Regions from separate parts of the Homo sapiens genome. Here region 2 is linked to region 1. Evidence: read pairs that join two places in POLR2A ChIA-PET (ENCODE). Cell type or tissue: PC-9. All regions are shown on one strand.

Region 1 (4,000 bases):
GGTACACACTAAAGTTGAAGAGGCACTGGTCTTTACTAGCTTTCTTTGATTGTTTCACCGCCTCTTAAAACTTAATCCAGCTGGGTGCGGTGGCGCACGCCGGTAATCCCAACACTTTGGGAGGCTGAGGTGGGCAGATTGCTTTATCTCAGGAGTTCCAGACCAGCCTGGGCAAAACAGACCTCATCTCTATTAAAATTTTTTGAAAAGATCAACGAGGAGTGGTGACCTGTGCCTGTAGTCCCAGCTACTTGGAAAGCTGAGGTGGGAGGATCATTTGAGCTGGGGAGACAGAGGTTGTAGTGAACCGAGATCAAGCCACTGCACTCCAGCCTAGGCAACAGAGGAAGAGCCTGTCTCCAAAAAAATAAAAACCTTGATCCAGTTTTGGGAGGCTGAGGTGGGAGGATCACTTAAGACCAGGAATTTGAGACCAGCCTGGGCAACATTGTGAGACCCTGTCTTTACAAAAAATTTAAAAACTAGCCAGGCATGGTGGTACACATCTGTAGTCCTGCTACTTGGGAGGCTGAGGCGATAGGATGGCTTAAGCCCAGGAATTCAACGCTTCAGTGAGCTATGATCATACCACTGCACTCCACCCTGAGTAACAGAGCGAAACCCTGTCTCTAAAAACAAACAAAAAACTTGAATGCGCTCAAATTATTTCTTCTTGCTATCTGTTTTAAGTGTACAATTGAATGATTTTTAGTAATTTATTGAGTTGTACAATTATCACTGTAGTCTAGTTTTAGAACAGGAGAGATTGGTTTTAAAATTTAATTTTATATTTCAGTTATGCAGAACATTTACATGGTTGCAGCATATAGAACAAGGTTATATTCAGAGAGGTCTGTCTTCTAGTCCTGTCCTCCTTCCCCCTCCTAGCTCCCTTCCTCTAACTATAGATAATATTTTATTTGTTTTTGACTTATTCTTTTGTTGTTACACGAATAAGACAACATTTGAGCAGAGATGGGAAGGAATTGAGGGAACATACTGTGTATGGTATTTTACATCTTGTTTTTTCTGCTTAATGATCTATATTGGAGATCTTTCCATTTTAGTAAAAGAGAGCTTCACTCTTTCTTGTCATTGCTTTGTACTCCATGCTGTGGATGTACCATAATTTATTTGACGACATCACTCTTGATTGATTGATGATCCCTTTAAAAAATATGAATAATGGCCGGGCGCGGTGGCTCACGCCCATAATCCCAGCACTTTGGGAGGCTGAGGCAGGTGGATCACAAGGTCAGGAGATCAAGACCATCCTGGCTAACACGGTGAAACCCCGTCTCTACTAAATATATAAAAAAAAAAAATTAGCCAGGTGTAGTGGCAGGCACCTGTATTCCCAGCTACTTGGGAGGCTGAGGCAGGAGAATGGCGTGAACCCAGCGAGTGGAGCTTGCAGTGAGCCGAGATCGCGCCACTGCATTCCAGCCTGGGTGACAGGGCAAGACTCTGTCTCAAAAAAAAAAAAAAAAAAAAGAATAATGCTGCAGTGAATAACCTCACATGTATGATAAATTTCCAGAGGAGGATCATTTCCTCACATGTATGATAAATTTCCACATGTATGATAAATTTAACCTCACATGTATGATAAATTTCCAGTGGATACACTGGGTCAAAGCATAACTGCATATATATATATATATATATATTTTTTTTTTTTTTTTTTTTTTTTTTGAGGCAGAGTCTCACTCAGTCGCCCAGGCTAGAGTGCCGTGGCACAATCTTGGCTCACTGCAACCTCCGCCTCCCGGGTTCAAGCAGTCCTCCTGCCTCAGCCTCCCAAGTAGCTGGAATTACAGGTGCCTAGCACCATGCTCAGCTATTTTTTTTTTTTTTTAAGACAGGATCTCTCTCTGTCACCCAGGCTGGAGTGCAGCGGTGCGATCATGGCTTACTGTAGCTTCAGCCTCCTGGTCTCAAGCAACTCTTTGACCTCAGCCTCCTGAGTAGCTGGGACTACAGGCTCGAGCCACTGTGCTCGTTTAATTTTTGTGTTTTTTGTATAGACAGGGTTTCGCCATATTGCCCATGCTGGGTTCACTAGTGTGTTTTAGCATTTAGCATACTTAGGAATGTTGTGGTTTACAAGTAACAGGAAACCCATTCAAACTGTTTAAATTTTAAAGGGGTGTATTGGTGTATGTCACTGAAAATTCCACAGGTACAGTGGGCTTCAGGCATGGTTTGATTGGGATGCCAGCTCCGTTTTGCTGAGATTCCATTGGTTCTGCTTTCTACCGTGTTTCAGCCCGGTTTAGGTGGCAAAACAGTGGTGGAAATGTTAGGCTTCACATCACCGTACCACATAGACCAAAATGAGAGCTAATATCCAGGATGAGAATGAACAGCTCTTCTAATCAGGCTGTCATAAAAATAAGGAAGCTTATTTTATAGAAGCCTTTACCAAACCTCCTTCTTTGACTTGTTGTTCCAAATTGGATTAACCAGCCCATTCCTGCGGCCAAGGAAATACGCACTGGTTAACCCAGTCTTTACTAACCCATACCTTTAGCAAAGAGATTGGATTACCCAACAACTTGATTGCTCTGGAGACTACTTTGGAGTTGGGGTATGAGATAGTAGATAGGAGAATGATCTGTAAGTAGATATTGGATAAGCGAGTAAGAAATGCAAACTACACTGAGGTCTTGCACTGGTCTAGGTTTTGGGACCCAGATGTAATAGACATAGTTCTTTTCTCGAGACAAGCTCATAGGAGAACCGGTACAGCAGGGAATACAACACACTGGAATTGGCACATTGAGTGCACCTTTGACTGCATTGTACTGTTTCGTGGTTTAAACCTGTCTTTCCTTTGCCCTTGCTGTTTGACTACTATGATTGAGCTGCCACCTTTTCACACAATATTGGAATTTTTTGTTTGAATCTCTGTTTACCCTACTGGACTGTGAATCTTGAGGGAAGAAACCATATCTTATTGATCATATCAATAAGTGCCTGTACGTAGTAGGCACATTATGTTCATTTTTAAGTTGAACAAAATTGGAACTAATTTGTTGAAATTATAGTCCTCCAACAAGGACTCACTTGAATACATCAGATAATCTTTCTTTCTTTTTCTCTCTCTCTCTTTCTTTCTTTTTCTTTCTTTCTCTTGCTCTCTCACGCTCTCTCGCCCTCTCACACTCTCTCGCTCTGTTGCCCAGGCTGGAGTGCAGTGTGATCTCAGCTCACTGCAACCTCTGCCTCCTGGGCTCAAGCCAGCCTCCCACAGTCTCCCAAACAGTTGTGACTACAGGTGTGTATCACCATGCCCAGCTAATTTTTGTGTTTTTTTGTAGAGACAGGGTTTTGCCGTGTAGCCCAGGCTGGTCTTGAATTACTGGACTCAAGGTATCTGCCTGCCTCAGCCTCCCAAAGTGCTGGGATTACAGGCGTGAGCCACCTTGCCAGGCCCTTAGATAATCTTTCAAAATCCCTTTCACAAGCCAAAATTATCTGCTGGTGACTGGAACTCACAGACAGAGGCTTGCTAGCCCTTTTGCATTGATTGAGAGGCTTTTCAAAATTAATCATTGCTATGATTTCAATATCTGTTCCCACCAAAACTCATTTTAGGATTTAATTGACATGGGGCCTTTAAGGGCTGATGAGATCATGAAGGCTCTGCCCTTACGAATGGATTAATGCCATTATTGAGGGAGTGGGTTAGTTATTATGAGACTGGGTTTGACATAAAAACAAGTTGGCCAATTTCCTGTCTCTGTGTTGGGCACTTGCTTCTGCTTCTGCCATGGGATGACTTCCACCAGATACCAGCGCCATATTCTTGGAGTACCCAGCCATCAGAACCGTGAGCCAAATAAACTTGTTTATAAATTACTCAGTCTGGCCAGGTGCAGTGGCTCACGCCTGTAATCCCAGCACTTTGTGAGGCCGAGGCGGGCGGATCACCTGAGGTCAGGAGTTGGAGACCAGCCTGGCCAACATGGCGAAACCGTGTCTCTACCAAAAATAC
Region 2 (4,000 bases), 1.3 Mb after region 1:
ACTCCAGCCAGGGTAACAGAGCAGGAGCCCCTCTTAAAAAAAAAAAAAGAAAAGAAAAGAAAAATCTCATTATGGTTTTAATGTAACATTTTCCTAATTACTGATGAGGTCATGCATTTTTTCATATTTAGGTTTTTTGTTTCTTCTGTGAAGTACGTATTCATCTTTTGTTTAATTTCTAGTGGATTTTTTCTTAGTTATTTTAGGATATCATTATATATCATGGATACTATTATATATGTGGCACACACCTTCTACTTGATGGTATATCTTCACTCTCTTGATACTGTCTCTCAGTGAATAGCAGAGGCTCCTAATTTTAAAGCAGTTACATTTATCAGTCTTTTTTTAATATGCTTTGCACTTTTTATGTCTTTTTTGTTTTTTTGTTTTTTTGTTTTTGAGACGGAGTTTCGCTCTGTCACCCAGGCTGGGGTGCAGTGGCACGATCTCGGCTCACTGCAAGCTTCGCCTCCCGGGTTCACGCCATTCTCCTGCCTCAGCCTCCCGAGTAGCTGGGACTACAGGTGCCTGCCATCACGCCTGGCTAATTTTTTTTGTATTTTTAGTAGAGACGGGGTTTCACCGTGTTATCCAGGATGGTCTCGATCTCCTGACCTCGTGATCCACCCATCTTGGCTTCCCAAAGTGCTGGAATTACAGGTGTGAGCCCCCACGTCCGGCCTTTTTTGTGTCTTCTTTAAGAAATTCTTCTCTACCTGGGGTCATAAACATATTTTTCTCTGTTGTCTTCACATGTTTAAAGTAATCTTTAAGCCACCAGCAGTCATGTGTTACGAGGTAGGGATCCAGTTTCATGGTTTTTCGTATGTATAATCACTTGCTGCCTCACCTCTCCTTTCTTTGCTGATCTGCATCGTGGACAGAGTCTCCGTGTCTAAACACACACTTTGTTCTTCAGAAGTGGTTATTCTGGTTCACTTAACAATTGCCATTTGAAAAGCAATTATTTTTATTTTATTTTCATATTTTTAAATTTTATTTTTAATGATAGGACACCAAATGATAACCAGAACCCCAAAATACATAGGTGAAAATCTGAGCTAAATTAATAGAAACACAGGCATGACAGAGAAGACTTTATCACTTAACTCTCTTAGGCCATTCATTAATTACACAGTAAGTAGGGGGAAAAGGTACATATCTTAATATACAGCACCTCCATGGCCAGGTGCGGTGGCTCACACCTGTAATCCCAGCACTTTGGGAGGCTGAGGTGGGCGGATCATGAGGTCAGGAGATTGAGACCATCCTGGTGAACATGGTGAAGCCCCGTCTCTACTAAAAAATACAAAAAAATTAGCTGGGCGTGGTGGCGGGTGCCTGTAGTCCTAGCTACTGGGGAGGCTGAGGCAGGAGAATGGTGTGAACCCGGGGGGCGGAGCTTGCAGTGAGCGGACATCGTGCCACTGCAGTTCAGCCTGGGTGACAGAGTGAGACTCCGTCTCAAAAAAAAAAAAATAACAGCACTTCCATTAGCCCATAGTATAGCTGTTTTAATCCCCTTTTCAGGATACATAACAGCTGTGTGCTAGGATATTATCGTCATAACTATTCCAATGTGTGATGACTATGAGGTATATTATTTTCTCAGAGTTGGGCAATACATAACATTTGAATAAGCCAGACTAACATCTTTCTAGGCTATAGTTCTAATGTAGAGCAATAAAAATAGAACCAAACAAAATATACAAACATGTGGAACCTAAAACACACAGAATTCTTGGATCAAAGAAAAATTGCAAACAAAAATTACAGTATATCTAGGAATTAATGATAATAAGCTGTGTGTCAGAACCTATGTAATACTGCTTTTTGGTGCTCCGGGAAATTTGTAGCCTTAAACACATTATTAAACAAGAATGACAAGGAATGCATTAAACATTAAACTAATAGTTTAGAAAAGGGAACAAAATAAATCTCAGGAATAAATAATAATGTAAGGAGTCAGTAAAGCTAAAGGCAGAAAATAATGAATTTGAAAACAGTAGAAATGGTAAATCCAAAACTTTGGTGGGTGTCCCCCCCCCTCCCACCGACAAGGAAGTGAGAAGAGAGGCAATGAAATAGATAAGCTACTAAGTGCTGCCAGGGGGAAGGGAGAGAAAACACAGAAAAATGAGGGGGAAATACCAGATACTGAAGAATTTAAATTATTATAAAGGAACCTTTTCTGCAACTCTGAAAAATGTTAGAATATCCAAAGAAATTGATAATTTTCTAGGAAAACATGACTTACCAAAATTAACTCTAGAAAAGAATCGATACACATCAGTAACAACAGAAGTTGAGAAAGTAGTTAACATATTGCCAAACCTGGAATTCATGATTGAATTCTTTGAGATCTACTGTGAGTACATACTCTGCCTCTGTTCAGCTGTTCCAGAACTTAAGAAGAGGAACTTCCAAATTCTTTTCTCAAATTCAGAAACAATGCTATTGAAATATATTGGAAACAGGAACGAAAACTACAGTTCAGTTTCACTTATAATATCCATTCTAAAATTGGGAATTAAAAATACTAGCATATAGGACTAAATACTGGTACATTTATCTTTGTTTCCCCAAAGATTCACTAAATGATGGTAACGGAATTAAAAAGGAGGGGAAAAGAGTCCAGGAATTGAGTACTGAGGCATTCTCAGGAAGAGCACCAAGAGAGGGAGGAGATACCCAGCGGTCACAGTGGAAGTCGTCTTTGAGACTTAGAGCGTTTGAGGAAGGGGTCGTCTTTAAAATAGGTTACCTACCTAGCACTTGGGAGACCAGACCAGCCTGTGGCAACCAGTGACATCAGTTCCTTTGAGTCTTTCCAGAGATACTCTGTATATTAAGAAGCAAATTTTTTTTTCCTTTTTTACACAAATGCATTTTCTTGAAAATTCCTTCTCATGAACTTTGCCAGCCTCTCTGTCTTGGTTTGTCTGAGAGGGCCTTTGATGCACTCTTCCATTTAGGTGCTGTGGTAGTTGAGGCAAAGGGACAGTTTCTGTAGAGTGATGAGGGAGTGACTTAGGTGGCCTGGTCTTCTGTCCCTTATCTGTGTATCTGGAGAAGGGAGCCTGAACACCTTCATTGTGATGGTTTAGATCAGTTTTATGTCTGTAACCCCCGTGTTCTCTTTTACATACTCATTTTACTTTCGTATCGGTTGGTAAAATTGTCTTTTTTTTTTTTTTTTTTTACTAGAGACTAAAATTCTCTCTCTCTTTTTTTTCTACTTGTCAAAAGGTAAAATTTTATTTTTCCAGTGGTAATACTTGACAACCCCCAGGTCTTGGCTATTGGGACATGTTTCTTTACTTCTCTGATACCGTAGATTTAGTGTCCTTGATATCCCCATTGCCAGGATTCCAAATCTTTGCCTTCAAAGGTATTTATTCTCCTCTTGTGTGCCAGTTCCATAGAGGATGTATAGATGTGAAAATGTGTGGAGGATATAGATTGATCAGTAAGGAGAGAATTCTTTCAATTTATACGTTTCCATGTAATTTGATTTCTTTTTTCCAACTAACATCTATTTAAGATTGAAAAGGGAATGTGGAGAAATAAGTTGTATTAAGATAGTAGAAATAGGCTGGGCGCGGTGGCTCACGCCTGTAATCCCAGCACTTTGGGAGGCCGAGGCGGGCGGATCACGAGGTCAGGAGATCGAGACCATCCTGGCTAACATGGTGAAACCCCGTCTCTACTAAAAATACAAAAATTAGCTGGACATGATGGCGGGCACCTGTAGTCCCAGCTACTAAGGAGGCTGAGGCAGGAGAATGGTGTGAACCTGGGAGGCGGAGCTTTCAGTGAGCCAAGATGGCGCCACTATACTCCAGCCTGGGCGACAGAGCGAGACTCCATTTCAAAAAAAAAAAGTAGAAATAAGGTGAGTTTCTCTTATTTAAATGGCCTTTTACAATTACAAAACTTTAAAATTTTTCTGGTATAGTCCTTATAGGGACTTTCCTTAAAGTTCACATTTGCCTTT

What was found. Peaks named below come from ENCODE experiments on the same cell type or tissue, not always from the same donor. Only the 100,000 strongest peaks of a DNase experiment are listed, where the experiment ranks them.
Region 2: POLR2A ChIA-PET joins it to region 1 with 15 read pairs; 1 of 35 experiments calls an interaction of 5 or more read pairs at or near these places.

What each region holds. Positions count from the first base shown.
Region 1 is chr14:102,159,474-102,163,473 of GRCh38, forward strand. The region is part of intron 1 of WDR20 (WD repeat domain 20); the gene reads left to right. Among named protein-coding and RNA genes, the nearest start is that of WDR20, 22 kb to the left of the region's middle. In PC-9, no CTCF peak of the experiment used is centred here; no DNase peak of the experiment used is centred here; H3K27ac peaks cover 1,046 bases.
Region 2 is chr14:103,440,901-103,444,900 of GRCh38, forward strand. The region is part of intron 3 of MARK3 (microtubule affinity regulating kinase 3); the gene reads left to right. Among named protein-coding and RNA genes, the nearest start is that of MARK3, 57 kb to the left of the region's middle. In PC-9, no CTCF peak of the experiment used is centred here; no DNase peak of the experiment used is centred here; H3K27ac peaks cover 516 bases.